Regions from separate parts of the Mus musculus genome. Here regions 2 and 3 are each linked to region 1. A link is a loop called in an ENCODE intact Hi-C map of the cell type or tissue named here. Cell type or tissue: heart. All regions are shown on one strand.

Region 1 (8,000 bases):
TAAGGAGACAACCTACTTTCTGAAGTAAGTTGTCACCGACTTCTAAGCACCTGTTGTGGCATAGACATGTCCTTTCCCAACAATGCACAATATATATGTTTATACATACTTTTAAAAATAGAAATGTTTGTCTTAAATTACTACTCAGTTTTTTTAAAAAAAGATTTCTTTATTATATGTAAGTACACTGTAGCTGTCTTCAGACACTGCAGAAGAAGGCATCAGATCTTGTTACAGATGGTTGTGAGCCACCATGTGGTTGCTGGGATTTGAACTCCGGACCTTTGTAAGAGCAGTCGGGTGCTCTTACCCACTGAGCCATCTCACCAGCCCCCTACTACTCAGTTTTAAAAATACTTAATTTTACCTGCATTGGTGCTTTGCCTGCATGTATGTCTGTATGAGGGTTGGAACCCTTTGAATTGGAGTTATAGGCAGTTAGGAGCTGCCATATGTGTGCTGGGTGGTGAACTTGCTATGTAGCCAAGGATGGCTTTGAACTCATCCCGTGCCTCTACCTCCCCAGTGCTGCAATTAGAAATATGAGCCATCATATCAAGTTGATTCTGAGGTCTCAGGAATTGATACTTCAAAACAGGGAAAGCCTTTTTTATAAGAATGTTTTATAGTGTACTCATGTAAATAAAATAAATAAAATTTTTAATAAAAGGGGAGCTGAAGAGATGGCTCAATGGTTAAGAGCACTGACTGCTCTTACAGAGGTCCTAAGTTCAATTCCCAGCAGCCACATGGTGGCTCACAACCATCCGTAATGAGATCTGATGCCCTCTTCTGGTGTCTGAGACAGCTGCAGTGTACTTATGTAAATAAAAGCAATGTTTGATGATTTGGACCCTGGCAAAAGAGGTATGAAAGGCCACGAGGCCTCGCCAGATACAGTTGTCCCTTTTCTTTCTGTAGCTTCACTGGTCCATGCTCAACTACAATTTGAGAATAGTAAGTGAAAAATTTCATAGATAACTCACAACTTTTACATTGCTTGCCACTATGTCATGTAATTTTACAATGTCTTCTTCAGTCCCACTTTGTACCAAATCCACCCCTTTGTGTAGTCTCTGCTTACTATCTGTGCTTTTTGGCTACCAAGAAAATCTATAAAGTGTTCCCTTCAAGCAAAACAATTCAAGTACAGAGAGATGTGCGTGGGAAAGCCTACAGATATTTGTGTAACACTGATTATAGTATAGCTTTCATTGTTTTGTAGTATTAGTTACAACCTCTCACTCTGCTTAATATATAAACTTTATCATTGGTATCCAGGTAAAGAAAAAACATGTTAGGAACTTGGTACTCTATGTGATTTCAAGGGTCACTAGAGGGTATTACATTGGCTGAGGTGGGAGGGTCTTGGGCCCTAGGAGCTTAGTCTGGAGAATGAGAAGGGCAAATGCACAAACAAGGCCACACGCTCTGTACAAACAGAACACAGTAATACTTACGTGTTGTTGAACTGGCACAGGACTTAATAGGCAAATACAAAAATAGTTTTCTGCAACCCGGAAATCATTGTTCAGTATGAGTCTTGATACATACAGGAGAGATTGTTACTCAAGGCAGCTCAAAGATGATGTATTGATAATACGGCTGGTTCTAAGAATACAAAGTTAAACATATAAAAGCAAAATAAATAAATACCACAGTTATAACATGGGTGTGACGTCTTGACACTATTTCAGTACTCCAAAGTGACATGATTCTTCCAGGTCCCGCTGGAGTGAGGCAGCTGGGCATGGAGTTCTTTACGCTACTGTAAGAGCTGTTTGGTTTGTTTTATTGTTTAGAGACAGTCGTGTGTCTTGAGCATTCAGTAAGAAGGTGCACTGAGTAACACAGCATGGAAGCAGGGATGTGTTTGTCTGCACGTTCAGCACAGGTAGTTTTTTCATGTTAATTCTGTTGCCACTGAGCACTGATGGACTCTGGATAGCTGCCTCTCCCCTCAAGAGTTGGAATAGAAAGCAACAAGAGTCTTTCTTAACTCTTAAGAATTTAGGACAGGAGAAGAAATCTAAGTGGCAATGGGGACATTCCTGCGAGGAACCCAACCTCCCTGCAAAAATATTATGGGTTAAGAGTGGAGGAGGACAGATCAGAGGGACACTCTGTATCTCCTTGTTCTGTCCCTAAGCTGCTGAAGGCTTTTGAGTCTTCGGGGAACATAATTTATTCTAGCTAATTAAAAAAAAAATCCTTAAAATTTACTAACAGGTGGTCAAAACCAATCATTCCAAACAGCAGACACTTCCCTGAAAAACGTGAAGTAGCCTATTGCAGACCTCCTTCCGATTCCACTCACCAATGTTAACATTTGTTACAGCTTTCTAAATATTTTCTAGCTATAGCCAAGTAGGCATATACTTTTCTTTTTCTTTGTCATAATAAACTGGAGCTAAAAAAAAAATACGATCAAAAAGCATGTTTTGCAATTAATGGACCTGGGCTCAAATCTTGCCCACCTTGCTTACTGTGTAACTCTACAAAAATTACTTCTTTAGGTTTCAATGTTTTATGAGGTATAAAAATAGCAATTACTTCGTAAGGTTTGAGGATTAAAATTTGGAGTGTGTGTGAATCACTTAATGCAGTGCCAAGTCGTTACAGTTCAATAAACACTTATTGTCTATGGCAAGTGACCTTTCATAAGAGTTAAAATAAGGAAACGTGTTCCTGTCATATTTTGATAACTTCCGTTAAGCAAACAAATGTTGCTCATTTCTTTCAACTAATTATATCTAAATGGAAAAGAAGTTGCTTTTCCAGTTAAAAACCAAACAACATTTAAACGTGAAAACTCCTCCACGTCTCCTTAATCCCAATACTCCATTGAGGATTTGATAATGGATTCCCCAATTAAAAAACAAAACAAAACTTTTGTTGTCTCACTGCGTGCGGAGAACACTCCCCTCGGTCTTTCTAAATACTGAGCAGCCTTTGCTTTGTCAGGCAATCCCGGGGTGGTACCCCGGTAAGTTCGCCTCCCGCGGTCACGCCCCTCTATCCCCTCCAGAGACCTCAGGGACAGCAATTGGGGAGGCGTATCCACGAAAAAACCGAGGGGACATGGTGGCCAAGGAGTGCGCCCCGGAACAGCGTCTGGGTGCAGAGGTGCGCCCGAGGGGTGCAGGCTGCCGGCTACCGGGCCCTGCCTGAGCGCGCGCGGGAGGCACCTCTGGGACTAGGTTTTCCGCGACCTTCTCGCCGCAGCGTCCCTGCCGTCGGAGGCGCGGCAGTCCCTTGGCCTCCACCCCCAGGCCCGGGCCAGTCCCCCTTTTTAGCTTTCTTTTGGGCATTGCCCTTTGCCCTCGCATGGAGTCCTCTGTTGACTCTCCCTTCACTTCCAGTCACCCATAGGTCACGGTCCCTAGACCACAGCCACCCATCTTGTCCAACTCCCCGAGCTCTGAAGTCTCGCCAGCCAGGGAGATGCTGAGGACCCCGCGGGTGGGGTAGCCCCGGTGTTCCCGGGCCCACGCTCGGGGGCGCGGGACGCAAGTTTCCGCCCGGTCCCCTGAGCGGTGACAGCGTTCGCTCGGAGGCGGCGGGGAGGCGGAGGGCGGGCCAGCCCCGTGCCCGAGCCCCCTCCCCTGCTCGCGAGCTCGCGCGGTCTGTGTCTCTCTCCGCAAGTGCAGAGCCGCGGAGGAGGAGGGGGAGGAGGAGGAGGGAGCTGGGGGAGGATCTCCATTGAAATAAACAACCAGGCAGCAGTTATTAACACGGGAACATGGCGGCCGCAGCCTGGGCTCCCGCGGCGGCGGCGGAGGTCAGCGCCGACGGCAGCCCGCACCTGACGGCGTGACGGCCACATTGGTAAGCGCGCCTCCCCTGGGGGCTCACGGGCGGCGGGCGGGGGGCGCCGCATTCCCACCCGGGCCGCTGCCCTTGGTGCGCGCAGCCCGGCGGAGCCGCGCGCCGGCCGGCCGGGCAGGCTGTTGTTGTGTGCGGGCACCGCTGCCCAGGCGTGCGGAGCCCGCGACGCCCATCCTCGAGGCGCGGCCGAGCCGGGGACTCGGCTCCCGGGGGGAGGGGGGAGGGCGGGAAGACGCCGAGTCCCCGGGAGAGAAAGGAGGCGCTCGGGCGCCGGGCGAGAGAGCTCGGGAGACGAGCCCTGGAGCGCGAGGCGGGTGGAGGCTGCAGCCCGCGGCGCCGGCCGAGAGGTGAGCACCAGGCTGGGAAGCGGCGGTTGTGCCGCGGGCCCCTGCTCCGGCCCCCTCGAGGCTGCGCGGCGCAGCCCGGGCAGGCGGGGGAAGCCCGGGCCGGCGGGCGCAGTCGCGGCCGGTGCTTTCTTCCCGGGAGGCGTGCGGCCACTGCTGCACGGGTGGGAGCCGGCCGAGGGGAGGCAGGACCTGGGAAGTGCCGGGGGTGTGTGAAGGTGACGCGGCCGGCAGGGGCGGCGGCGGGGGCTCGGGCGTCTGGGGGGCCTCGGGCTTGGGTGGCTTCGGGGCGGTAGCGCTCGGGCCGCGCAGGCCGGGCCGCGGTGGGGGCGGGGAGCCGGGGTCGGGCGGCGGCGGCGGTGGCGGCGCCGCGCCGGGCTCGCCCCTGACTTAACTTTCTGGGTGCGGGCATGTGTGCCGGAGGCGCGCTGGGGCCGCGGCCGGGGGCGGGAGGCGGGCTGCGGGCCAGGAGGTTCCGGGTTGGCTCGCCAGCGCCCCCTCTTCCGTACCCCTTCTGCGGCCCCTGCAGGGACAGGCCCTCGGGGGCCCCCCGCGGGAAGCGGGAGGGGTCCTGGCGGCCCTCGCGCCCCGGTCACGCCCTGGGCCGGGGACCCTCCTCTCCGGGCCCCTGGAGGCTCCCGGGGAGGCGTCCAGGGTCGGCGCCGCGGGCTGGAGTGCCCGCACCCCGCCCCTGGGGGAGTCCTGGAGGCGCCGCGGCCGCGCTCGGGGGTGGCTCGGTCCCTGCTTCCATGGTCCCTCCCTTTCCCCTCCCCCAAGTGGCTTCCGGGGCCTGCGGACTGAGGGGCGGGAATCGGGGACCCGAGCCCCTTACTCTCCGGGAGTGACGTTGGGCCTCAAGCCTAGAGGGCCTGTCACTGGCAGGGGAAACTTTCCCAAACCCGAGCCTGAGCTCGAGCACCCTCCTCCGCCACCTCGTCCTCTAATCCCACTCCCACTCCACCTCCTCCGACTCCTTCCCCTCCCACCGACCCGAATCTGGCTGTGCCTGACTGATGGGGCAGTGAGCCAATGGAAGGCAGGAACTGACCTGCCGGGTACCGGTAAGCCAATGGTGGGAGCCAGAGGCAGGAAGGAGGCGGGGTTTCTTCCGTCCAGTTAGGGCTGAGTTGCAGGCGGGGCGGGGGAGCCTTGGAGACGCCGCGAGCCCTCCACTCTGGCGCGTCCCTTGGTCACCCGCACCTGGGTTTGTGGAATAGTGTCACTCACAGAATCTGTGACCCGGGGAGACCTGCATAGGTGCGCGAAGATATTGCTTTTCTCTGGTGCTGCGAGAGGCGTTGTTTTAGACATGACAAAGTCTAAAGCCACTTCAGGATGTGGCAGTAACTGCGAGGCCCGGTTTTAAAATGGCATATGTTGATAGTGACCGCGTTCTGGATCTCAGCACCAGGTGAGATCTTTGAAGGTCTGCGTTAGTTTCACTGGGCTTCTGTCCAGCACCCGGACGATGGTGAATTGAAAGGGCACCCTGAGAGTAAAGGCGCGGGGTGGCCTCTTGTGAGGTGATTTTTAGGAGTGCTAAAGCATTCTTGTTTGGAATTGGCCTCACTGGGATCTTGTTTAATCAGACCAACACCAATTTCCCAAGTCTCCTTGAAAGTTTCGTGCTTGGTCTGGGTGTGACATTTTAACAAAGTTACTGGTTATGCTGTGCATATTTTTTTGTCTTGTTCTTGGGTAAACAAAATGAAGTTTTGAACCAAAGCGCCACTAAGATACCAAGCGTGGGTACTTAGCAAAAGCAGCTAAAGAATATTTGTTGGCAGAAAACAAAAGGAATAAAGTATAGCAGTATAGCTTTCCATATTACTCCCTTACAAAAGATTCGTAAAACATTTTATCTATTTATTTATTTATTTATTTATTTATTTTTAGTTTCCTTAAACACGGATGAATTGTACAGTATGTGGCTACTTCTCTGATGTGTAAGAGGTCAAGAGCTATCTTTGGTTGTTTGGGTCCAGTGAACTGACTTTCTTGACTCCTGAGTTTTAGGAAAGGGGGGCGGGGGCGGTTCCCTTGAGGATCCCTGGTTGCTCAGCGGGAATTGCGGTCTGTTAAAAAGACCGCCGCTGCTGCTGCAGTGCTTTTTGTGTGTGTACATGCTCTGTTCTTTGTTGGTGAGGTTAGTCCAACCGGAGGGCAGCAACACATTCCTTTTCCCAATTGGAATCTTTGGGAGTTCAAAGGATGAGAAATGTTAAACTTAAAATCCATTCATTTTTGGAATCTGTCACCCATGAATTTAATTTTGGGATTTAAAAAAATATCTAATGGGCACGAACCACACTGGGTTCTCCAGCTTTTATTACTATTGGATTATTAAGAAAGGACTTGCGAGAGACTAATGTAAGGAAAGAGTAGTGTGTAATATGTGACTTTCAAATCTATAGTGTAGATTCCCAACCTGTGTAATTTTAGACGTTCTTGTAGAAGTAAATTGCTTTTTTTTTTTTTCCTTCGAGACAGGGTTTCTGTGTATAGCCCTGGCTGTCCTGGAACTCACTTTGTAGACCAGGCTGGCCTCGAACTCAGAAATCCGCCTGCCTCTGCCTCCCAAGTGCTGGGATTAAAGCTGTGTGCCACCACCACCTGGTGTAAATTACGTTTTTCTGTAGCTTTTGAAGTGTTATTTTGGTGATAAATGAGTCAAGTGAAAGATAAGCACTTATTTCAACTGACAGAAGTAGGGAGTATTGTAAATTAATGTTCAGAACCCAGCAACATTCAGAGACTCCCACTGCTGGTTAATTTGGGAGGCCACTCTGATGCAGGCCCTTTCTCTTTCCTGAATTCTTAAAAGCAACCCATTATTTCACTTCATTCTCCATAAGGATCCTTCAAAGCGTTCTTAGATTCTTGGTGGCAGAGAATAGCAAGTCGCCTAATGCCTGGTGAGGGGAAAAACCTCGCAAGCATATGGAGGCATCTAGAAAAAGATGTGCATTGTCAGCGGCGGCGATTCCATTGTGTGCTCTCTTGCTGGAGCTGAACCTTCTTCCTCCTGGGAATTTCCCTCTTAAAAGAGAGGATTTCTTTGACTTTAGATGTCAGGGTGCTGAGGCCCAGGTTTCAGGACAGCTCAACAATCATTCATGTGAGTTTAATGCTTTTGAGGACTTAATATTTTTAAAAATATTTTTAACCCCTCATCGATTAAATATAATTTAGATGACTTTCAGCATGAGAGACATCTTACTGAAAATACATATAAAAGATGGAGGGTCCTAGGATTGCATAAAGGGTTAATGGTTCTCCCCTTACCTCTCAATAGATGCGTCTTATTAAAGCTTTCCAGTCTCCATGGAATCCATGATCTCTGATTACGTTTCTATTTTACATGTAGAAGTTAAGGACTCAGTGCCTTAGCTGTTTCAGGCCACAGTAGGTTGCTATTTGACCCATACTTTGACAGCTTAGATCTCTAGGAAAAATTGTTTTTGTCGTATTGAATACAAAGGCAGTCCGTATATTGTTAGAAAGAAAAAGCATGAAGAGTGGCCCTTTAAAGCATTTTTAATAGAAGACTAATTTTCTGGTATGCATGGGTGTCTTTGATATCTTGGTCATTGTTGTGTTGTGGTTGAAATTATATTTAAAAGTTTAACTATTTTTAGTTGTTAATATGATAAAACCAATGTTTAAGCCCTATTAGCTTTTTAATTTGTTTATTTTTTAAGATTTATTTATTATATGTAAGTACACTATAGCTGTCTTCAGACACCCCAGAAGAGGACATCAGATCTCATTATGGATGGCTGTGAGCCACCAAGTAGTTTCTGAGAATTGAACTCAGGACCTCTGGAA
Region 2 (8,000 bases), 100 kb after region 1:
CCAAGCATTTCGAATATGGGCTGGGAAGGTGCTATACTGTTCTGTGCCTGGTATAAAGGTTTCTTGGTCTTAGTAACAAGTTTGTGCACATTTTGTGTGCATGAGCCCTGTGCTCAGATTCTTACGTGCATATTTACTTTCAGTTTTCATGTGTATATCTGTCTTATATCTGTGTATCTGTGTATCATGTGTGTTCCTGGGTCATGGCAGTCACAACAGGGTGTCGGATTCCCTGGAAATGGAGTTTCAGATGGTTTTGGGTGAGCACTCCATGGAACTGGTGAATTGAACCCAGGTCCTCTAGAAGAGCAGCAGCTCCTAACAGCTGAGCCATTTCTCCAGCTACCCCTTTGTCCTCTGAAAGAAAGGAAGAAAGCATACAGCTTTGTACTCAGGCATGTTAGGAGGTTAACTCCTAAGCTGCAAGGCCTTCCACTGTCATATATTAGTAGCATATATTCAGAATCAGGACTGTAAGACTCCAAGTCACAGAGAGTGAAATTATCTTTAGAATGTTAAACTTAGCAAGATAGGGGATTATGGTAATTTTTAATTTATTTTAGGATAGCTTCAAATGATAATTTAATAATTTAATGTGGTTTTGTTTTGTTTTGTTTCTGTAACTGTGTGCTGATAGGTTACAGGTTCTGTTGTGTTGTGGCAATCTCAGTTGAAAACTCAGCTCTGCAGCATGTGCTACAGAGACACTGGCAGTAGGTGGCCACACTGTGAAAGGCAGGCCATGAGGAGAGAGATTTTACTTGGTGGCCTCCGGTGTTAATGTTGCTTGGCAGCTGTCATCTATTAGTACTGTGAGGATTTCCCACGTCAGTGTCACTGCTTGTGACACTAGTGTTCTGGATCTGGGATCTGCCAGAGTATCTCTGTGTAGCCTTGGCTATCCTGGAACTGAGTTTGTAGACCACGTTGGCCTCAAACTGAACTCTGAGACCCATCTGCCTCTGCCTTCTGAGTTCTCAGTGCTGAGATCAAAGGTATGCTCCACAGTGCTAGGCTGTACCCGGGGTTTCTAAGTTACTTTTCCCAAGTTTTAAGGGCTGACGCAAGATGACACAAGAAAGCATCTTTCTTGGAAGTTTCCAGGGCCAGGATACCTGCACATAGGCCACCTGCTTTCATCATGGGTGGCTGCCTTTCCACAAGATCATGCTGCCTTCCCTGCCTTTGGACAATGAGAAGCCACTCTGTGCAGATGTGGATGCAGATGCGGATGTGGGTGCGGATGAGGAAGCATTGTTTAGGGTTGGGTAGCTGTCTGTGCAGAACCACTAGCTGGAAGGACATTCCTACCGCGCGGCCTGCAGTGTGGATGCTGCACGCATGTCTGATTTCCTAATTGGTGTTCATCTTACTGTTCGTCCCACTCATGTGCACCAGTCACCAGGGCACAGAGTTTTCCAACATCACTGTTTTTCTGGAAAAGTCATTTAGCTCAGACAGATGCCCAATTTGTAACAACCCACAAGCAATTTATTTTGTAAAACTGATTCTGCCCCATTTTCTTCACCTATAAGGGATGTTTTTGAGTTTGAGCGATTGTTCATACAACTTGGGAAGAATTCTATACACCAAACATGACCCTTTAAGAAATCTGATTACATTTTTAAAAAAGTAATCCTTATTCCCCTACAGTTTGTAGGAGATCTTTATTTTAATGTCTGAGCTGAAGGCAGGCTGTGCGTTTTCATGGCTTTCCAGAGGCTCATGGTCGCAGCCTTCCCAGTTAGAAATGCTGATGCCACATTTATTATTTTCCCCATTACAGGTGAAATCATTAGAGTCTCACATCCCCAGGCCTATAGTGCCGCTCTCACAATGTCTGTCTGTCATTATGTATGCTCACTGAAGGAAGCAGGTGTCTAAACCTGTTATATTATAGACGTATGGCTTCTGTGCTGGGGCATGTGGAGATGGTGCTGAAAGACAGGCATGCTCACCCACTGTGGTGCTAGCTATGGGTTAATAAGTACATAGATGGCTGCCAGCATTATAAATTCAAGTCAAACACACTGCTATGGGCTATACGATCTAGCAGTGCAGTGGAGGTTTTTGTCCATGTTGTAGAGCGAGTAGCCAAGGCTAAAGTTTATGTTTTGTGTCCTTGCCAGCAATAATTTTCAATTCAGGTTTACTAATTCCCTCATCAGTTCAGACAGTTCCATGACATGGGAAGGAAGCATCCTTGAAGGTAGTACCTAGTAGGAAGGAGAAGGCCATGTGTCAATGCCCAGTTGTGTCCATTTGTCCATTTGCTTTTATTCCAAGTCTTGTTATGTAGCATAAGGTATTATTAAACTCTGGACTATCTTCCTGTCTCAGGTTCTTAAATGCTAGGATTATGGTGTTATGGGGATGGACCACCATGCTCAACAGAATGGTGTTTGTATATATCCTACATGTATGTTAGCCTGGACAGGTTAGTAGGATCAAGGGTCATCTTCTCACTAAGGTATTTTAATGTAGTCCTGATAAGTAGGGGTCTGCTAAAGGGCTGCAGAATTGTGAAGCTCTACAACACATTCAGACTGAATACCCTACAGAGTTGCCAGAGGAGGATGTAGTTGGAGGATAAGGCAAGAGTAGCCTTCTGAAGTGTGCCAGGTGGTAGTGGGGACTAAGAGGACAAGGTGGGGGCAGGGCAGGATGTAAGTGTGTGCATGGGTTGATGGGAGTTTAATTGGGGTGCTCAGACTGCATGTAATCATTCCATGTTCTATGAAACATCTGATTTTGTTTACCTTGACTGTTCAGTTTCTATGTTCTAGATTATCCCACTTTCCACAGCTAATTAGTAATTTTTCTATCTTGACAAAGATAACTTGGTGATTTTTCATAGTAGCATCATTCATAATAGCTCCAAAGTGAGGAGAATTCAGATGTCCATTGGCTGAAGAACAGAGGAATAAAATGAGCTACAAACATCAATGGAATGTTATTCAAGAATGAAAATAATGACGTAATGAAGCATGCTGTAAGGTGGATAAGTCCCAGAAGCATTACATGTGCAGGATGCTATTTGGGAAAGCATGTTTGGTGATCATTCCATTTATTACAGAATGCCTAGGAAGGGTAAATCTGTGTTAGAGAAAGTAGAGTAATGGCTGCCCAGGGCTGGGACGGGGCAGGGAGGGATGGAGCTGATGCCTGATTGGTGCTGATGGCATGGGGTTTCTTCTGGCGTGTGTGTTATAGTTCAGTAAATTTCTTTGTACTAACAATAAGAACATGGAATCAAAGTCACCTACAATTTTTTTTAGAAAACAAACAAACTTGTATGGTAGAATCCCACATATGGAATATGTCAGAGGGTCAAGTGAGGAAATAAGGAAAAGCAATGTCAGCAAAAAAAAGGTAAATTGTAATACAGTCATTAAAAGAAAATTAACAAAGCCACAGAAAAGATTATCACTTACAGATACAACCTAAAAATAGCCTTTGTGGACAGTCTTGGTATAAATCCACTATCTTATTCAGTTTTCTAGCCTGAAGCACTAAAAGAACGCCATTTGAGGCCAAGAGACCAAGGATTTTAGAACAAATATTTTATTATATTTTTCAACATTTAAGCAAAATTCAAGATTAGTTTCATTTAACTGAACAATTTAGAAAATTGCCTATCTTTAAAGAAAAAACAATGAAGTTTTTTAATTGATTTTTGTTAAGGTTAGATACAAAAGAGAAAGAGCTTATTTGTTAATGGAAACAATAAGAGAAGGAAGCTGTGCTCACATAACAAGGTGTCGGAAGCAGCTCAGCCAGGAGTCCTTCAGCCCTTACAGACTCTTTCTGCAGGCACGCATTGCAAAGCATTTGCTTGCCCTGCTTCTCATGTGTTGTTACACCATTTCTGATCCAGACTCCTATGCTTTGGACAAGACAACAGAAGAAATGAGGAGTGCGTTCACCCCTCAGTGACACTGGGGTAAAAGAGGCCAAGCAGGCAGTGCAGGTCCCCTCCCGCCCCTACACACACACACACACACACACACACACACACACACACACACACACACACACATACACACACACACACACACACACACACACACACACACACACACACACACATACACACACACACACACACACACACACACACACACACACACACACACACACAGCAGACGACTCAAGAGAGGAAAGGCTTGCTTTGCTCCCAGTTTCAGAAGTTCCAGCCTGTGGGAGTCATCCAGAACTCAGCAGAGCAGAAGTGTGTGGCAGAGGCTTCCATGTCACCAAGTCCAAGGAAGCAAGGACCAAGTTATGTAGCCTTCAGAGGTCCAACCCTCCTGCTCGGCTTCCTCCAGCCACAGGCTTCCAAAATAATTCTACCAGCTGGGAAATAACTTTTCAAAACTATATGAGTCTGTGAGGTGGGGGAGGGTCTTTCATAATCAAGCCACCATGTTCTGGCCCTGGTTGCCAAGACCTGACCATGTCATAATGAAAACTGCATTTAGTCCTCCTTTAAGAAACAGCCTGGGCAGTTTCCAGCTCTGTTCAGAAGTACAAAGTTTAAAGTCTGCTGACACTTGACATTTGTTGGCCTGTTAAAGTCGCTATTCTTCTAATATATAGTGGTAACATTACCATTCTATTCAAATATGGAAAAACAGGAAGATAGCAAAGAAACTTTGGGCCAAACCAAAACCATCAAGATGCACATGACATTCTATAATTCTGAGCTATCGTGTGGGCTTGGGCCCCTACCTTGTAGCCGTCTGCAGCACACAGTGCCCAAGATGGCTTTCCTTGTTGCCTGAAGCTTTCCTTGGCAAACACCCATGTTCTGGCATCTTAAGTTCCAGGTATCTCCCAGGTTTCTCTGGGGATGTGATCTTGATGTCCATTGCGTAGCCTCTTTAAAATCTTTGTACAAGTACACTGGGTACCCAACAACGCCACCTGGATGACACCAGGTTCTGCTGTCTGCTTTGGAAGTGGCCAGGCCACAGTGGACCATAGCACCTGCAGCCACTGAATGCCTGAATGACAACACTTGGAAAAAGACTTTCCTAGATGGCCGTTTTCCAATAAGGCACCCCAATCACAGTTCCTTTTCACGTAGGTCTTATAAAGTTTTACATCTTGCCCATTTAGAGGCCAGCTCTTGCTACTTCCTGAAGTACTCACACAATACCCTTTCTGTGGTCCCATGGCAGGGATCCTGGCTTCGTATGTGGTGCTAATCTGTTTAGTAATTGCAGATGCTTGCCCATACCTCCTTTGTCAGAAATTTTAAATGTGCTCACATTCTTTTCCTGGCCATTTGTATATCTATCACATCTTTATGTTCTTTTTTCCTTTCTGTTCTGACTGTAAACCTAAGTGCAGCCAACGATAACCATACCAGACCCAGAATCCTATGTATTCTTTGAAATTTCCTCCCAAGATTAATCTATTCCTTTGGAATTAGGCTGCACAAGTTTTCAGGATACGGGCAGAACAGGGACAGAGCTCCCCCTACCCACCCCACCCCCCCAATCGTGAAGTGAGTAGCCTGCTGTTTAATGTCTCATCAACGATCCTAAGATCACAGCTTGTGTAGGCATCCTGGTCCTCTGAATTCCTAGTGATCACCCATCAAACTCTACCCTCTGCATGCTATAGTTTTCTAGCCTCTACCTCCAGAGCACAGCAAATCCTTCTTACAAATGTGCTCTCAAAGCCTTGTCAGGCTTAACTGTAGCAGCCACCTAGCTCCTGGTACCAACTTTCTGTATTAGCCTTCGCATGAGTCAAACAAGACAGCTCAAGAGAGAGAAAGTTGTTTGGGCTCACAGTTTGAAAGTTTTATGTTCATTTCTGGTGGGAAAGAAAGATATGGCAGAGGTCACAGTGAAAGAAATATGGGGTGAAGAGCCTTCACATCAAGCCTGACCAGGAAGCAAACAGGGCTAGGTTCCAGCTTTCAGAGGTTTAACCCTCTGAGCAATTCATCCCTGCTAGGCTTTACCCTCTCAAGGTTCCGAACCCCTTAGAATGGACTAGCACAGCCAGTTGGGAAGAGGCACTGAACATGGGAACCTGGGAGAGAATGTTTCACATTCAAGCTGAGACATCTGCTAAGCTCTGCTCACGAGGAGCTTAAGATCATTAACAGGTATTTGCTTAGACAGTGTTTTGGCTTTAGTTTATATTTTATTGTTTGTCTCAATTTTAGGAGGGTTTCACTTACAAACAAAAGCAAAGTGTGAGTTAATAAAAATTAACAGAAATTAAACAGAAAACTACATGTAGTAGATATAGGTGATACTTCTGAGTTTAAAGAAGTTATTTTTGTAGTATATATTGTGTGTGTGATGTATATGTGGACGGGTTGGGCATGCCAAGTATGAGTGTGCTTGTCAGAGGACAGTTTGGTGAAGACATTTATAAACACCAGGTGGGACGTCTCACTTGCCTGACCTCTGCTTTATTAGAGTTCAAGAGGTACTCAATGCCTAGTGAGTGCCTGTATTTAAATGTGGAAGACACAGGTCTTTGTCCCATTGGGACTTTGTGTCCTAAACTTTGAGTTTGCTGTTCTTTAGTCTGATCCTCCGTATCCCAGCCAGTCCCTCATCTCAAAGCCTGGACGACGTATCTGAGTTTCCTTTCCTGTCTTTTTAATTGCAGTGCTGTTATGGGTCCTGCCCTAATTCCTAATTTAGGAATTTCCTAATTCCTCCCTTCGTATTCATTTAATGTAGGCATACCCCTTTCACTGCAGCAGAAGACGCAGGTACTCAATGTGAAATTCTTCATCAAAGTAACTGTGTCTCTGACAATTAGACAATTCTTCTCAGTCAACATTTTGCCCTATATTTTACATTGATGGTTCACAAAGTTATATGGGTTTTTTGGACAGACTATTTCAGCAGTATCAGTAGCCATACAACCTTTAATTTTCAAAAGTTTTGCTGCTTAAACACACAAATCATGGTTATCTACAATCTGGGGTTTTCATTGTAGAATATGTACACTGCAGTTAGCATGGCCCCATGGTGTGATCCAGTTCAGCTCTGTGTTGGAGTTCTATTTAATCAGGAAGGGAAAATTTTCTGTAAGTCTAAGAAAACCCTTGCTAATTTAGAAACACCTTTTCAAATGTTCTTTTCTTTCCTCTGCTGACCTGGTCTTGGGCTAGCCTGCTGTTTTCCTTCACCGTCATGGCTCCTGAGTAGGCGCTGACCATTTGTATTACTCAGGGACATGCAGCTATCAAAAGGACTGTGCGTGGTTCTCTTACATAATTAAGGTTCTCTTGTACAGTTATCTGTAGCCTGTGTTTAGGGGAAATTTTGGTAAATACAGCTCTGACTGGTCTTAGTCCTGTGTAAGAACTATTTCTCCCCTAATGTAGTCCCATTAGGCCACTGAATTTATGGTGGCAATTTCGTTTTACTGGTTATTTCTTCTGAATAATTGTTTGACAACTGCAAATGAAAGAAGTGAAATAGAATAAGAGGGTTTTTTTAATTGTCATGGTTACGCTTAGGCAGTCTGGGTGAAAAGGCCCTTCCTGGCCAGTGGCCCTCTATGTAATAGTGAAGAGCCTGGGACTCTGTGTAGACCAGGCTGACCTCAAGCTCACTTAAATCTTCTAGCCTGTTCCCCATGAGTGCTTACACTAAGGCTTGCCCTGCCTTATCCTAGCTTCTAAATTTTATTTAATTTTTGTTAGAGACAGGGTTTCTCTGTATAGCCCTGGCTGTCCTGGACCATAGACCAGACTGGTATTTAACTCAGAGATTTACCCAATTCTGCCTTTTAAGTGCCAGGATTAAAGGGGCATACCACCATGCCTAGAATCTCAGACATTATAATAGACAGAAGTTCTTTTTTTTTGGTAAGATTTATTTATTTATTATATGTAAGTACACTATAGCTGTCTTCAGACACACCAGAAGAGGGCATCAGATCCCATTACAGATGGTTGTGAGCCACCATGTGGTTGCTGGGAATTGAACTCAGGACTTTTCTCTTAACCGCTGAGC
Region 3 (8,000 bases), 220 kb after region 1:
GAGAGCCTCTTGTCCACGCTTGCTGAAAGGGCAGATTAGGAAAACAAGTTAGAGAAGCCACAGGGTCACTGCTTCCTGGGGGCCTTGGTCCTCGATGCTGGGATGGGAGACCATGTGAGCAGGCCTCAGTCCGGCCATGCCTATTCACTGAGACAGGCAGCCGCTACTTAGAAAGGACTGTTTCACACACAGGTAGCAGAAGCATCTTAAGTGTGACTGCAGCTCACCAAACACTACAACCCTTATGTGGGTGTCGCCCGTAACAATTTTAGGATGCCAACCACCCTAGTGAGCCTAGTTCTCTCTCTGCTCCCTCGTTAGTTTATTTGAAGAAGTAACAGACTTTGTCTTTCTTTGATTTGAGAAAGCCCTGAGGCTGTGATAATAACCCCATGGCCCCTCAGCATCTGAAACAACCTCCTCCTGGTCCTCCTTCCTGTCCAGTGCCAGTCTCCCTGTCACAAGCATCTTCCAAGGCCAGGCTGCCTGGCCCTGCAGCATGTCACTGTGAGGATAGTGATAGTCATCGAAGACTCTGGAACCTTAAAAACAGTCATAATTCCCAGAGTTTAGCAGACACAGGTGGGAGTTCAGACTTGTTGATTCATATTGAAAACAGCAGAATGGAAAGAAATGACTGGAGGTTGCACAGTACACCCTGACTTAAAACCAGAAAGGAAATGGGGTACCTATTTCCTGCATGACTGGTCGGCTTCGCCTTTAGCTTCAGCTAGAGTTCAGCTTTTCTGCGATTATCCTTGAGTTTATGCAGGTGACATTCTTAAATGTCCTTGGAGTTCCTCAGTGACTGGAATACTTTGAGGGACTTTGGAAGCGGGGGTTATGTTTTAAGAGATTAGATTTTTAAGAAATTTAAGAGATCCCAGCCCAACCTAGGCTCAAATTTATGGCAGTTGACCTGTCTTGGCATCTAAAATATTGAAATACTTTTTAAAAATTAAAACCAGTATTACATCATTTTGAATGCTCTCCTCAGGTCAGTCACCGTGTCGTTTAAGCTGAACTACAGACGGCATTCTTAGGGGCAGCGGTGGAAATGTGGTGTGCATGTATACTGTAGATTAGCCAGAGTTGCATACACAGTATAGAAATAAAGTTCTTGTCTCACAAACATCCCCAGAGCCCAGGAAAACCACCAGGCTCAGTGGTACACACGTTACCCCAGCAATGGTGAGTTTGTGACGGTGGAAACAGGAGGATTCCCACAGCACCAGCCAGTCTAGCGTAATCAGTGAGTTCTAAACAGAAGTGAGACCTGTCTCAAACAGAGCAAAAACTAAATAGATCAATATGGAAATAACCTAAGTAGATTTTCTATTAAATATGGGCAGATGTAAAGTTCTGAAATATTTCAACAAGGAGTGGTCTCCCTGCTGGTGGTACTCCATACACACTTTTTTTTTTAATTATCAAGAGGAGAGGGCAGTATACTGACGCTGTCCTGCTGACCACAGACCACAGGCAGCGTTATCATCCTAGGGCGTCTGGAAGGAAGGACTAAGGCTGCCAGAGCAGTAACCTGATGGCGGCTTGAGATGTGACTTCTGCTGCGGCTTGCCCTCTAAAGACCTTCAGATGTCTAGTCGTGGCTTCTAGAAGGACAAGGGTATATTAGATCTTCATATTGACACTAGAGCATCGCCCTGAGAGAGCGCTAGATTCCCTATGCATGGAAACAGGACAGTCAGCCAGAAGTTTCCATGTTCAGCTCAGTAGCAGAAATGACAAGACCCCTTGTCTCAGAAACTGAGTGAAAGGGCCGCATCCCCAGAAACCCTCCAGGCTTCACACACTCGTGTGCGCTTGCTTGGGCTGGCTCCCTCTCTCCTTCCTTTCTTTCTCTCTCTCTCTCTCTCTCTGTGTATGTGTGTATCACTCACATGTGCACACACTTTTTTAAAAACTAAATAGCTAATGCAAGATGCAACTGGAATTTATGCAGCTCTCTCTGTAAAACACATATCAGCTGGGCATGGTATCACATGCCTTCAATCCAGTACTCATTGAGACAGGCAGATCTTTGTGAGTTTGAAGCTAACTCAGTCTACATAGTGGGTTCCAGGACAGCGGGACTACATAATGAGACCATGTCTTGGGGTTTAAAAAAATGCATCTTTCAGACAATTAAATTAACCAAATATATACAAACTAGTCTTGCAGATACTCTGTCAGATGCTGGTCAGGGCACAGGGAGGACCTGCTACATGCCCTTACACCACCTTCCATTCCTTTCCCTCTGTAGGTCTTTGGTAGGAGAAAAGCTGTTGAAAAATCAAATGACAAACACATTGAATATGTCTAGCATGTAGTAGTGAATTATAGCAAAGTGTACGCATGTAAGAAGTTCCACTAACCATAGAGAACAGCGTAGTAAACAGTACACAGTGTAAGGCAGGCATTGTGACACTGACCTCGAATCCCAGCACTTGGGAGGTGGAGGCCAGAGACTCATGGTTGAAACCCATCCTGGGCTGCATAGCAAGTCAGAAACCAACTTGGGCTATGTAAGACCGTATATCAAACTCTTTTCACCAAAACATAATAGGCAGTAAGTTTATCACCCCACTGGTGAGCTTAAGTCCCACATCACAGTACGCACCACAGCCTACCCGCCCGGTCTTTGCTAGAAAGTCTCCCTCGAGTGGGCCTCATGTCCCCAAGTCTGTGGGTGTCTAGAGTGGAGACTGTAGGCTGCTTCCCCAGCATTGCTTATGGTGACTAAGGTGACCATAGGTTAAAATAACTGACATGGGGCTGTGTCTCTGTCAAAAGAGGAAACATTTGCAGCTGCCTGCTCACTAAAGGCCCTGCCAGGTTCTCACTGGAAGGAAGGAGGAAGCTCTGCAGGGAGGCAGCCCAACCCTTGCTTCTTCCCTCGAGGAGTTGCAAAGAGGCATTGGGTAGAAGGAAAAGTAGAGGCAAACTAAAAAAAAATACATTGGTAAACTTGGTACAGTATTTCTAAATCATCACTTACAGGAGGGGGGGAGCGCAGCCTCGTGTTCAGTACAGTAGTAGTAGTAGTAGCTTTACTGTGTGCTTATTTGGGGCTTCTTTTCAGAGCCAAGCTGTGGATGCAGAGCAGTTCTCAAGTCAGGAGTCCAGCATAATGCTGGAGCAGAAGCCCCCCGTTTTCCCACAGCAGTACGCATCTCAGGCACAAATGGCCCAGGGTGGCTATAATCCCATGCAAGATCCAAACTTTCACACCATGGGACAGCGGCCAAATTACACCACACTCCGTATGCAGCCACGGCCAGGCCTCAGGCCCACAGGCATTGTGCAGAACCAGCCAAACCAACTGAGACTTCAGCTTCAGCACCGCCTCCAAGCACAGCAGGTTAGTTTCTCATGGGACTCAGGCGGGGGCCCTGGCTGGCTGAGGAATGAAGAAGAGTTAAGTTTTTGGAGAGGGCTGTTAATTGGAAAAGATGATTTGAAATACACATGTCCTGTTGTTTAAATGTATTGAGCTAGGAATAGCTACCTTACTCTTTAGTCTCAGTACTCAGGAGGCAGAGTCCTGGTCTACAGAGTGAAACACAGGACAGACAGGGCTATATAGAGAAACCGTGTCTCAAAAAAATATGGATGGATTCTAGGTCAGCCTGGGTTACATAGTAAGACCCCGTCTTAAAGTCCCCCTCCCGACGAGTGCTAATGCCCGTGTTTGTGTGTAGAATCGCCAGCCGCTTATGAATCAGATCAGCAGTGTTTCCAATGTGAACCTGACTCTGAGGCCTGGAGTGCCCACTCAGGTGAGAAGCCTCTCATTTTTCCTCCCAGATAGGCTGAGTGACCTGGGTTTTCCTAGTTCCTCTGACTCCCTGTGTTAGTTCTGAATGCCATCCCTGTTGCCAGGGTCAGCTGATTCCTATAATACACAAGAGTTGTATTACAAAAATGTATCAACCAATTCTGGATTCAAGTACTGCCCACTGTTCCCATGAGAACACGGGTTTAGCCTTCAAGACTGGCCACAACATTGCTCTCGGCAATAGCCTTGTTTCTATGGAGTTTCTGTGTGAAGACACTTTACGTGTATGTAATTTACTTATTAAACTCAATGGACAGGCTATCTCAGACTCAAACAAGCCTTGCCTAACACTCGTACTTTTCTTCGTAAGCACACCTATGTCTTCCACTTGAGAACACTGGACAGTCCTGCACCAGCACAGAGCCTGTTAGGTTCTGTCGGCCACATCAGAAGGCCACACATCCATCTAGCCCTCCCCTTGGCAGGAAGCAGGCGAGTGCTAAGCATAGGAAATCCGTGCTGCTGTCCTTACAGTCATAAATGGCTTGACAGTGCTGCGCACACTCATGTTTGCATTGCAGATAAACTTTAGAGTAGGCAGCCTTGTGAGTGGCGAGGGGATGCCATTCCAGCACCAGCGTACAGCACACGCCCAGGGCCCCTCCTCACATCATGTCACTCATCCTGGCCTCTCAGCAGACATCTAAAGACCATTCTGAGATCAGGTGCATCTGACATGATGTAGCCATAGACCAGGGGGACACAGGGGACACAGGGGACACAGGGACACAGGGGACACCTGTGCAGCCAGCCAGAGCAGCCTGGAGATCAGTAAAGTAACAGAAATTACTGTCAGATCACCCCCACCTCCATCTCTCCGAAGTCACCAAGTCACCTTTGGCAGTGGCTTGGTTTCTTGTTAAGTTGGAATGTTCCTTCAAAGAGACTCTAAATGCTGTCCTCAACTTACATAAAGTCTTCTGCCAGGCCAGGGTAGCTGCGCTGTAACCCCAGTGCTGTAGTAGCTCCCAGCACTTGGGATACTAAAGCAGAAAAGAGGTGACAGTCAAGCTAGAGGACCCAGAAAGCAGCACGTGGGCACCTGTAACTCCATTTCCTGGTGATTAGCCGCCCTCTTCTGGCCTCCATGAGCACTGCACACATAAAAATAAATTTTAAAAATAAACATAAAGTCTTCCTGTAGAAAGGCCTGTGCTCTTTTGACATCTTTTGATTGACTGTACCCTCGAGAAATGAGTTGGTCACTATCAGAGGGTTACAGAATCGTCATCACACAGGCTGAACTTAGAGCACTCGCATGCGTGCTCACTAGGTGCTCTGCTCCGAGGACCCCCCTTCATGGAACTTTGTTTTTCAAATGATTTTACATACAGTATGCCATTGGTATCCTGTCTAACCTATCTATCCTTGATTTCCCTTCATGATTGCCCACAATTTCAGGCTCCTATTAATGCACAGATGCTGGCCCAGAGGCAGAGGGAAATCCTCAACCAACATCTTCGGCAGAGACAGATGCAGCAGCAGGTGCAGCAGCGGACTTTGATGATGAGAGGACAGGGCTTGAATGTGACCCCAAGCATGGTGGCTCCCGCTGGCCTACCAGCAGCCATGAGCAATCCCCGGATCCCCCAGGCCAATGCCCAGCAGTTCCCATTTCCTCCGAACTACGGTACTGACTTAGATCCCTCCCACCGTTGCTGTCCCGTCTTGGCCTATCTGTTCTTTCTCCTTTCTCCCGAGGCACCTCAGTCCTGGTCACGGCTTCCTTCTCACGGCTATGTGCCTGGTTAGCCAGGAAACGATAGGAGGCCTGGAGCAGATTAGGGCCTGGCAAGTCTCCCAGTCCCGCACAGTGCCTACCTGTTAGCTCGGGTCCTCCTTTTCTTTGGGTGCAGGTCTTTAAGAATGACCAAAGTTAAGTGTCATGTGTCTCTGGTGAGCATGCATGGATGTTATCTGCTCAGGTCAGGGTCTATGAATGTAATACACATTGCTACTTATCCTTGATTGTTTCTGAGTCTGACACAAAGAAATCAGTAGCTAAATATGAAATGTCAGAAGACATAAGCCAATTTAAATATTACAAATAGTCTACAGCTTTTAAAAAATAAAGGCTTTGTTTGTTACTGACAACACTTATCAAAACAAAAAATAAAAACTTTCAAGATTGTACCAAGTCTTCACTGGATTGGTCGTTCCTGAAGTGTTACTCGGAGCCACGTGGGAGGCCTCTGGCTTTACTTAATCCTGATTTGTTCTCGGATGTCATTCTAACAGACGAGACACCAAGGGTGATGTCATGGAGATTGACATCCGGTTGTTATCTTCCGCTAACAGTGGGAGTCTCGGTGCTTCCATAGTGCGTCCATGCTTGCATGTTCCAGATGGCTCTGCTTTGCCCTGTCTGAGGGATCTGTAAGGAACCATGAACATGGAAGCCTTTGTGTTGCCTAAATACAAACGTCGTGTCTCCTTAAAGAGCAGAGATAGTGCATTGTGTTCTTCTCCTCTTCAGACTCTTCTCTTGTAGCTACTTTTAAATATTAAGTGTTGCGCAGGATTAAGCGAATGGGTCCTTACTCTGTCCCTGAAATGCCCCCTCGCTGTCTTCCTTTTGGTGCCTTTGCTCGCTTTCCGTTGCTAGCTCAGGGAAGTCTGCTGAGATTCCTTTTCTTTTGCTGTGAATTCTTTTACCCTAAACTATACAAGAAATGGATAATCCTGACAGCACTCAAGTGCCACAAGCCCTTTTCCAAAAACAAAATAAGCCAATGTGGGCGTGCAGTTGTGTATTTTCTGAAATACATCTCCTGAACATGAGATGATGTAAGTTAATTTAGTGTAAGTTATTCATATGTTGACTGTTGGTATATAGATGAATTTAATGAGCTCAGACTAAATTTAAAAGGAACGATACTATTACACTGACTGACCGGCTCAGATAAAATCAAGTCTCTACATAGTAGACTCGTCCTTGGTTTAGAGAGGGCTTCAGGAACAAATGTCATTTCTCTGACTCTAGCCCTGATGCTAGTGTGCATCCTCGGAGCCCTGTGACTCTTGGAGAGCTTTCAAGTATAGAGAGGGTTTTCTCCATGTACTTCTGTCTCAGCTTCTTTCAAATATCTAATAATTTGCACATAATCAGATAATTGAAAGTAATTTTTCTGTGTATACTTAATTTGGAACATTCTCTCTATGATATAGATAACAATCTCCTTTGGGCTTCTGTTTTGTTTTTGTTTTTAAGGAATAAGTCAACAACCTGATCCTGGCTTTACTGGGGCTACAACTCCCCAGAGTCCTCTAATGTCTCCCCGGATGGCACATACTCAGAGTCCCATGATGCAGCAGTCTCAAGCCAACCCAGCCTACCAGCCCACCTCAGACATGAATGGATGGGCACAGGGGAGCATGGGTGGAAACAGGTAACATCACATTACTGCGTCTGATATAAATGATCACCCCTAGCCAGGCGGTGGTGGCGTTTAGCAAGCAATAGCAAATGAACTGCTAAAAAGCTAGCTTATTCTTAGCAAAAGTCAACAATTTCACAGAAGCCTAGCACAGCACCTCTTGTTTTAGAGCAAAAACATTACCTCTAAGCAGTTGCCACTCCTAACTGTAGAATTCCTGTGGATGGCGGTGGCACAGAGCCAGGCTTCATCAGTGCACATGCTAAGAAGCAAACAGCAAGCCCCCAGCAGCTGGGAAAGCAGGAGTGTGTGTGCTTCCCAGCAATGTGTGCAAGGGAAGAAGCAAGCCTGATGCCTGGGCCAGCACCCATTTAGATAGAGACTGCCTCAGCTTACCATCAGACTAACTCTGTCTCCCACGCTACAGCATGTTCTCACAGCAGTCCCCACCACACTTTGGGCAACAAGCAAACACCAGCATGTATAGTAACAACATGAACATCAGTGTGTCGATGGCAACCAACACGGGTGGCTTGAGCAGCATGAACCAGATGACAGGCCAGATGAGCATGACCTCAGTGACCTCCGTGCCTACGTCAGGACTGCCCTCCATGGGTCCCGAGCAGGTAAGAGCCTCAGAGAAGCAGCTCAGAACGTTCTCCTTGGCTTTGTGTCTGTTTATGCCACAAATCCCATATCTATTTTGAAAAGTGTTTTTTCACCTTATTTTCACCTGTGCCAGTGAGATTTAACAAAAAATACTTGTTAATGACGAAGGAACTATT

Evidence for each region. A loop is a pair of places that touch in the nucleus more often than their neighbours do. Peaks named below come from ENCODE experiments on the same cell type or tissue, not always from the same donor. Only the 100,000 strongest peaks of a DNase experiment are listed, where the experiment ranks them.
Region 2: a loop joins it to region 1, with 2.0 times the contacts of the local background. A loop is called at or near these places in 2 of 42 quality-filtered maps.
Region 3: it touches region 1 in a loop (5-fold over the local background); 8 of 42 quality-filtered maps call a loop at or near these places.

The regions. Positions count from the first base shown.
Region 1 is chr1:13,369,766-13,377,765 of GRCm38, reverse strand. It overlaps Ncoa2 (nuclear receptor coactivator 2), which reads left to right and starts at 3,683. Exons shown (of 23, transcript NM_008678.3): 1 at 3,683-3,828. It also overlaps the pseudogene Gm51852. In heart, CTCF peaks have their summits at 784 (motif pointing left), 3,216 and 4,717; DNase peaks (open chromatin) are centred at 3,645 and 5,195; H3K4me3 peaks cover 3,843 bases; H3K27ac peaks cover 3,060 bases.
Region 2 is chr1:13,269,103-13,277,102 of GRCm38, reverse strand. All of the region lies in intron 2 of Ncoa2 (nuclear receptor coactivator 2), which reads left to right. Among named protein-coding and RNA genes, the nearest start is that of Gm23169, 62 kb to the left of the region's middle. In heart, a CTCF peak has its summit at 707; no DNase peak of the experiment used is centred here.
Region 3 is chr1:13,148,158-13,156,157 of GRCm38, reverse strand. It overlaps Ncoa2 (nuclear receptor coactivator 2), which reads left to right. Exons shown (of 23, transcript NM_008678.3): 17 at 3,083-3,361; 18 at 3,702-3,779; 19 at 5,240-5,468; 20 at 7,050-7,227; 21 at 7,643-7,841. Among named protein-coding and RNA genes, the nearest start is that of Prdm14, 25 kb to the right of the region's middle. In heart, a CTCF peak has its summit at 4,917 (motif pointing left); no DNase peak of the experiment used is centred here.